Linked DNA regions of Mus musculus: regions 1 and 3 are each linked to region 2. The links are chromatin loops, found by intact Hi-C in ENCODE. Cell type or tissue: heart. All regions are shown on one strand. Region 1 overlaps Nav2 (neuron navigator 2). Region 2 has its middle 13 kb from the start of Gm2788. Region 3 overlaps Nav2 (neuron navigator 2).

Region 1 (2,500 bases), 380 kb before region 2:
CTTCACCAGGTCTTCCCCTTTCAGGTCTCTTCCTGGAAACTCCTTCACTATTAAGACTGCACAAAGGCAGGCCCTGGAAGCAGATGTCTGGGATTAAAACCCAATGCACACACATTGAGTGTCTGACCCTCTGTATGACTCACTCATGTCATCTGTAATGCCATTTACCAATTCCCCTTCCATGGCTAACCTCACAAGCAGTGGGCTGATCTCTGTGAATACCTCCAGACAGGCTTCCAGGGTGCAGTCCAGCAGACACACAGTGAAAACCAATGTCACCTGCAGCCAGTGGCTGGGCAGGAGACATTCCCAGTACCTGTGATCTAAGCTCAGCATCAGGCCCTGAGGATGAGGCGACCTGGCTTGCCTGAAGTCTGCTGTGACTGGTGGGGCAGGCTGACCCTCTAGGCTCCTGGGGCTGCACCTGTCTGAACAGCTGCTGCAGGAGAATGGCAAGAAGCTACTGGGAAATATGCCCACTGCTACATGCTGGTCTTCTGTCCACCAGCAAGGCCAACACTGCAGGTCTAGCTTCCAATACCATGGCATTCCTGGGCAGGAGTTGGGGGGCGGCGGGGGCATTCTCACCTCTTGTTCAGACCCAGAATTTGGTCCTTCAAAGAAATCCTGACACAATTCCTAGAAATGATGGATGCAGGCACAGCACAGTCTCTACCTGCGGTGGTCCTTAATGAGCAAGCTAGAGGGACTGAGGAGAGAGTCAGAGTGAAGCCTCGTGTGCCTGGCTTTCCTAAAGGCATGCTGGGCAGCAGAGGGAGGAGCCACTGCCACTCCTGTGCGAGCCTCCCTGCTGGGCTCGGGTGGTGGGGACCTCCAGAACAGAGCCTGACTCTCACTGCCGGAAGCACTGACCTCATTGACTTCAGCAGCTCTGACGGGCATCATCTCCCAACAGCAGAGCTATCATTGGCAGCTTGCAAAGCCCTTCACAGGTGCCTCACGTGGAGAGTGGCTTTATACAGAGGCCCAGTTACTTATTTAATATTGAAAATTGGGCGGAGATGGTGAAGAAAAGTCACGTGACTCTGCTCAAGGCATGTTTCCTGCTGCACCTTGTTTTCCCCTTTGGTCTCATCCCCTGACCCCTTCATTCTCTGGACTTGGTACTGAGGATGCACCCGATGGCCCCACACACACTAAGCAAGCACCCTACCTCTGACTACAACTTCAGCCCTCTGATCCCAGTGTTGCCCTTTAACTATGAGACAGTCTAATTGGATTTTCAATTCCCAGCATTCCGAAATCCAAGCTTTACTGGCTTTAATGAAAGAAGGCTCCGTGCATGTGTTTCTGGAAGAGCCCACCAGGTGGCGATAGCAGCCACAGCATTCTAGGACAGCTGCCAAGGCAACTGGAGGGCAAGCCTGTCTGCCTGTCTGCCTTCTTATCCGGTTCTGCATTTTGGAGCTGCTTGCTGCTGCATCTCTTCTCTCTATTTAGAGACGGGGCCTCACTATAGCTCAGGCTGTCCTGGAACTTGTTGTGTAGCCCAGGATAGCCTCCATTTCCCTTGTCCCATCTCAGTCTTCTGAGTGCAAGGAAGTCCCTCCAGGTACCACTCAAACTGCAGCTGCTGCTGCTTCTTCTTCTTCTTCTTCTTCTTCTTCTTCTTCTTCTTCTTCTTCTTCTTCTTCTTCTTCTTCTTCTTCTTCTTCTTCTTCTTCTTCTTCTTCTTCTTTTTTTTTTTTTGGTTTTTTTCGAGACAGGGTTTCTCTGTGTAGCCCTGGCTGTCCTGTTACTCACTTTGTAAACCAGGCTGGCCTCAAACTTAGAAATCCGCCTGCCTCTGCCACCACCGCCCAGCCAAACTGCAGCTTCTAGTCTAGGTGTGGATTGCTCAGGCAGGATCAGCTAGCTTCTAGAATGCTCTCCTGTCTGGGACAGCGGTATCAAAAGTATCTGTTCCTGCTACCTAGAGATGGGCAGGGCTAAGATGGCCAGGATAAGGAAGAGGGGGCCATCTGTATTAGTAGCATCCCTGGAATGCACCAGGCAGAGTCAGGAGCCATGAGATTGCCTGGCAATCATGTGATTGCCAGGTCACACAGGGCTGTGGGGCTCCTAGAAGTCCTTGTGGACAGCCTCAGTCACATCCTGGTTGTCCCAAAACTGGGAAATAACCATGGTGAAACGACTTCTGTCCCTAAAGTGGCCCTTTACTGTGCAGTAGCCAGATCCTATGTCAATTCTTGCAATAAGGTTATATGCTATCAACATCCTATAGTATAGATAAGGCAACTGGGGCTGAAAGGAGGTTGCCAAGGTTACTGATGGAGGAAGACCCACCTTCTGCATTTGAGCAGCGCAGGGGGCTCATCATGGCTTCCAAAGCAGCAATGGTGGTGGTGGTGGGAGGCGTGAGTCTCCTTAGTGTTCTTTCCTAGCTATGTGAACTTGAGCACCTAACTCTTTTTTTTCAATGTTCTCTCACCATTTGGGTGTAAATAAATGAAGAGGGCTCTTAGCCATCACCCTTATC
Region 2 (2,500 bases):
AAAGGGAGAAGCTTGCCTGAGATCAGTGCAGGAAAGGGTCCATGCCAGACACCAAATCCATTCAGTCCCCCAGCAGATGCGGTGGGCATCTCCTTCTCCATTCAGCTGCCAAGCTGGGTGCCTGGGTAGATGGGCAAAGCTCCTTCCCACTGGCAGGTCCCCAGCTCAGCTATACACAGGCTTGGTCCTCCTTGTCTCCCACACCTTCCTTGTCACCTGCACATATTTCCACCCATAAACACTCTCACATGGCTCTGCTGTCATGTAAGCGGATGACACCTGCTCCTGAGGTTGCCAGGAAAATGCAGAGGAGCAGGACCTGGAAGGAAGGGACTAATTGGACTTCTGAGCTGTGCAGAGAAAGCAGTCTATTGCTTCCCTGAAATCCAAAGGGAACTGAGCCTTTAGCTTTTTCTTCTCTTCCCTTTTTCCCCAGTTCTAGCAACTCCACTTTAAGATGAGAAAACTGGGTCACTGCAAACAAAACAAACGAACAGATACCCCACCCCGTCAAAAAAAACCCAAACCTAAACAGCAACAAATCTGCCGCAGAGCTCAGCTGAGGAGTGAGGCCCCAAAACATAGACAGAGAACGTGGACAAGCCCTGACCACTAGCGAGCGATGGACAGAAACTTGTGAGTCTGTATGTATACCTGTCCTCTGCTGCTCCCTATTCCCGTGTCAAGGGCTCTGGTGCTGCTAGGCCCAAGCCAACCCACCATCATGACTAGACCCATGTCCAGAACACTGTTTGGTACGGGAGTATCTCTGGATTCCAGCAAGAAATGACTTCCCACATATTTCGTCATTTTAGCACTTCTGTTTATAAAGATACTAACTTGCAAGGCTGGAGCACTGGCTCAGAGCTCAAAAGCACTGGCTGCTCTTTCAGACGCCCCCAAACTCGATTCCCAGCTCTCACACAGCAGCTCACAACAGTATAACTCCAGTTCTGGGGGATCTGATGCCCTTTTCTACCCTCTGTGGACACCAGACGTCCATATGTGGGCACATAGACACACAAGCAAATACACAGGCAAAGTAAAGTGCTCTTTCTCTGCCCTAAACCAGACAAGTATCAAAAATAAAACCATCTGGAGTTCCACCCTGAGCTGATATCTGACATTTTTGTGTATTCTTCCAGATCGTTCCCAGACAGCATTAGCTCCTCACAGCATTTGGTAATACCACTCACTGGAGGTGCTAACGTATTTAGGAGGCTAATTTCCTTGGCCATGCCTTTCACTTAGCAGGAAGCCATAACACAACCAGATTTAATTTGTCCATTTTTTAAAAAGCATGGAACAATTAACAGCAAATAAGTTGAATTAAAATAAAATTGAATATAGTCTTTCAATATGTCTTAGAATTTGATTTCAGACACAGTAATGGATATGAAAATGAAAGCTTTGGACTATACAAACGGTTGGATCGTCTGGAAACCTGAGCGCCACCTACTGGCCACAGCCTGCCATGACATGCCAACTTTCTAAAAACCCGGAGCCATGGTCGCCCCTTTTCCTGTATGGATTTGTATACTCTCCCAGGAGCTTTTCCAAAACCTCCTTTCCCCTTTTCACTTCACAGTTCCTAGAACACGGGAGTGCACTAATAAATTTTAGCTGAGTTAAAGCAAGATGGATGAATGGATGAGTGGACAGACGGATGGAGGGACAGATGGATAGGCCTTATTTTCCTTTTTTCCTTATTGTTCCTTGTGAAAAATAAGGGAATAATTCCTGCCCTTCCTGTTTTACAGGTTTCCCTGGAGGAATGAGTGCTTGCCACTGATCTCGACCTTCTGCTGTGACATGGTATGACAAAGCAGTGTGAGACTGTACCAGAGTCAAATGGCTGGGGCAAGCCCAAGGCTGCCCAAAGAAGTCTCTATGTTAAACATAAGAAACAGGGACAAATGTACAAACTCTCCAGCCACGCTCCCAGCAGGCATCTGGAATTGGACAGGTGGTTCCTGCCCTTCTCCCACTTTCAGCTTCTTTCACAGATCCTTCCCAATATCTGAAGCATGGAGAGGTAGGTGCCTCTCCTGGGCTCACTCGGAGGGAAAGTGATGGACGGCGCTGGTTGTCAGTTCTGAAAGGGTCACTGTGCTCCGGGATGTAAGCTGGCCCATCATATGCCCCGCCCTCAAGTTAGGAAAAGTGGTGTTCTGAACCGGGACTGTCAGCCAAGCTGACGGACGGTGTCCATCTGAACGTGTCCACCATCGACGTTGCTTGACAAGTGTGGTTCCAGCTTTGCGTTTAGCTCCTGCCAGCAGGGGCTGTGATATGAATAAAGGCACTATGATGTGGCAGAGGAGGGCTGGCATGGAGTTTCATGGGATGACCTAACAAGAAAATGACCGTGAAAATCCTTTGTAAAATAAAGCGCGGGGTTCTGAGTAAGATATAGCCACCACTTCCCCAAGCAAACATCATGTTAGGGTGTGACTTGACCCCGTGCAAAGGCTACAGAGAGAGATCCCCATATGTGCAC
Region 3 (2,500 bases), 530 kb before region 2:
GTGGGTCTCACCTTTGAGGCCCCCCAGCCCAGAAGCATACATCTATGTGTGGCATCTAAGTTTCTGCAGAGGAGTAAGTACCGACTCTATTGGTTGATTTTTTACTTGTCTCTCTCACCAGACTGTAAGTCCCACTAGGGCAAGGCCTGGCACCTCTCTCTACACTCTAGACTATCAGTGACTATTCTGATGCTTAATACAGAAGAGACTTTGCACAAATGACCTTAGACATGTCCCGGAACATGAAGGGTGTATGATCAAGAGTGGGGCTGTTAACCATACTGCTTTGTCTCATTTGAAATTAGTCACCCGCGAAAAACAAATAAAATCTAGCAAACCTTTCCAGTTAGTAAAAAATCCACTCCTGCTAGCAAAGATCTCTTTCCTTAGGATTCATCCTTCTCCTTGAATCCCACGGCTCAATGCCCACCTCAGGGGGAGTGAGTGACAGCTAAGAGGAGGAGGGGCTTAGTTCAGCAGCTCACCTAGCTACTCACCTGGGGGAGGGGGGTGAGTGACAGCTGAGAGGAGGAGGGGCTTAGCTCAGGCCCTCAGTCAGTTCCTTGTTACTACAGACAGAATTTTTCCTCCAGGCCACCAGGACCTTACTGAACATACTTAGCCGTTCTTGGGTCTACAGTCACCCTCCCAAGTGGAGGAAAGAAAGCAGGGAACCTATGCCTGGACGGGAACATCTAGACAATCGAAGCATCTTTACACTTCTAACAGGGTACCTTAGTTCAATGGTTAAGAGCATTGAATGCTCTTCCAGAGGACCCAGTTTTGATTCTCAGCACCACAAGGCATTTCACAACCATCTGTAATTTAGTTCCAAGGGCTCTGATACCCTGTTCTGGCCTGTGCCAGCATCGAGGGACGCAATCTGCACACAGATATACACATAGGCAAAAATACCCATATTTATAAGACAAAAAAAAAATTTTTTTTAAAGTTAAATTAAGAAAAAAGAATGCTAGACAGAGATGAGATGTAGCACAAGACTTAGACAGCAGAGGGCAGCAGAGGCTCACTGTCGTGGGCTACTGAAGCAAGATGGTTGTGTGAATTTTGTTTTGTTTTGTTTTCTTTCTTCTCTCTCTCTCAAAGCCTCGCTTTTCCCAAGCTGAGTCTCTATAGGCTGAGGGCCTTGCAACCCAGTTGTCATTTCTGGAAAATACTATGATTCTCCCATCACAGTCAAGGCAACAGGCTCAGGACACAGAGGGACCTGCATCACCTTACAAAGAATTAGGCAGGCTACGGACGCTGATGCTTGAGCCTGCGTTATCATCCGCAAAGCTCAAAGAGCCTCTAAGCTACAGAAACAGGCATAGGCACTGCTGAAACCCAGCAGGAGCTCCTCGGGATCCCGGTGCACAACATCCTTCAGCATGGCCACTCACACAGGCACAACAGTCACAGACAGGCTTACCAACAATTGAGGCTACCTTCGCCAATACCTTAAAACGGATATTCTTGCTGCGACCCTTCACGTACTGCATCTAGAGGCTGTATCCCTCCCACACCAGGCTGGTGTTCTAAAGAACATCTTATCTGATAGGTTGGTTTCAGCCCTAGAGAGTCTGTCTTCTGCAGAGAAGGGCTCAAGTGCCTTCATGAGATGCCCATCACCAAGTACCAGCTGTGGCTGGACTAGAGGTTCACAGCTCAGTTGCCCCTCTCCCCTCTTGCAACGTGAAGACAGGCCTTCCATGTCCACAGAGGAGTTCATTTCATTTACTCCAAAATAAATTTATCTTTAAATGTAGATGAATACTGTCAAATACACAAGTTAGGAGGAAAAAAATGTTTTTAAAGAATATTAAAATGGAATGAACCTAGCCTTGCAGATCAAACTGCGGTAACCCTGACTAAGAGAGCACCCAGATGCCTAAGTGTATTCCCCTGCTAATGAAGCTTAAAATGAAATAGAACTCATGTACATGGGATGCTCTCTGCCTGACAAACAGGGGCAGGAGAAGCACTGGACTGATGACCTGCAGATCACACGCACAACAGGCACTCATCTCACACCCCAACACAGACTAAACCAAATTCGCATTTTGTCTTCTCATCCGACTCAGTTTCCTTTCCTCCTTCTCATTCTTCCTGCTCCCCAAAGCAAGGACAGCGTTCAGCGAAACCGTAAGCTGGTGTGCTGATTTGGTAGCACGTCCATATTGCAGAAAAGGCAAACCTGGCCACACAACCGTCTTGTTTCCATGAGAAAGGGTGAGCCCAAGCGCCACCATTCATAGCCTTACACACACCCAAGGGCTTTCCTGCCCCCTCTCCCCAGGGCTTTCCCGAATTCTGCAGCAGATAAGAAAATGGCCCCCAAAGACAGCCAGAGAAAACACACCAGACATAATTTTGTTCCCCTTGATGGTTGGCTTTTGTTTAATCCTAGTGTTAAGGACAAAAGCTGGAGTGTGAGGCTTTCATAGTTCTCCCTGGTGTCTGCTCTCCTGGGCAGAAAGAGACTCCAAACTCTTTAAGA

Evidence for each region. Peaks named below come from ENCODE experiments on the same cell type or tissue, not always from the same donor. Only the 100,000 strongest peaks of a DNase experiment are listed, where the experiment ranks them.
Region 1: a loop joins it to region 2, with 3 times the contacts of the local background. A loop is called at or near these places in 6 of 42 quality-filtered maps.
Region 3: it touches region 2 in a loop (2.4-fold over the local background); 3 of 42 quality-filtered maps call a loop at or near these places.

What each region holds. Positions count from the first base shown.
Region 1 is chr7:49,271,513-49,274,012 of GRCm38, reverse strand. The region is part of intron 1 of Nav2 (neuron navigator 2); the gene reads right to left. Among named protein-coding and RNA genes, the nearest start is that of Nav2, 27 kb to the right of the region's middle. In heart, a CTCF peak has its summit at 1,324 (motif pointing right); a DNase peak (open chromatin) is centred at 1,382; H3K4me3 peaks cover 374 bases.
Region 2 is chr7:48,893,304-48,895,803 of GRCm38, reverse strand. No RefSeq gene overlaps it. Among named protein-coding and RNA genes, the nearest start is that of Gm2788, 13 kb to the right of the region's middle. In heart, a CTCF peak has its summit at 1,463 (motif pointing left); a DNase peak (open chromatin) is centred at 135; H3K27ac peaks cover 2,165 bases.
Region 3 is chr7:49,424,777-49,427,276 of GRCm38, reverse strand. The region is part of intron 6 of Nav2 (neuron navigator 2); the gene reads right to left. Among named protein-coding and RNA genes, the nearest start is that of Gm51447, 12 kb to the left of the region's middle. In heart, a CTCF peak has its summit at 1,005 (motif pointing right); no DNase peak of the experiment used is centred here.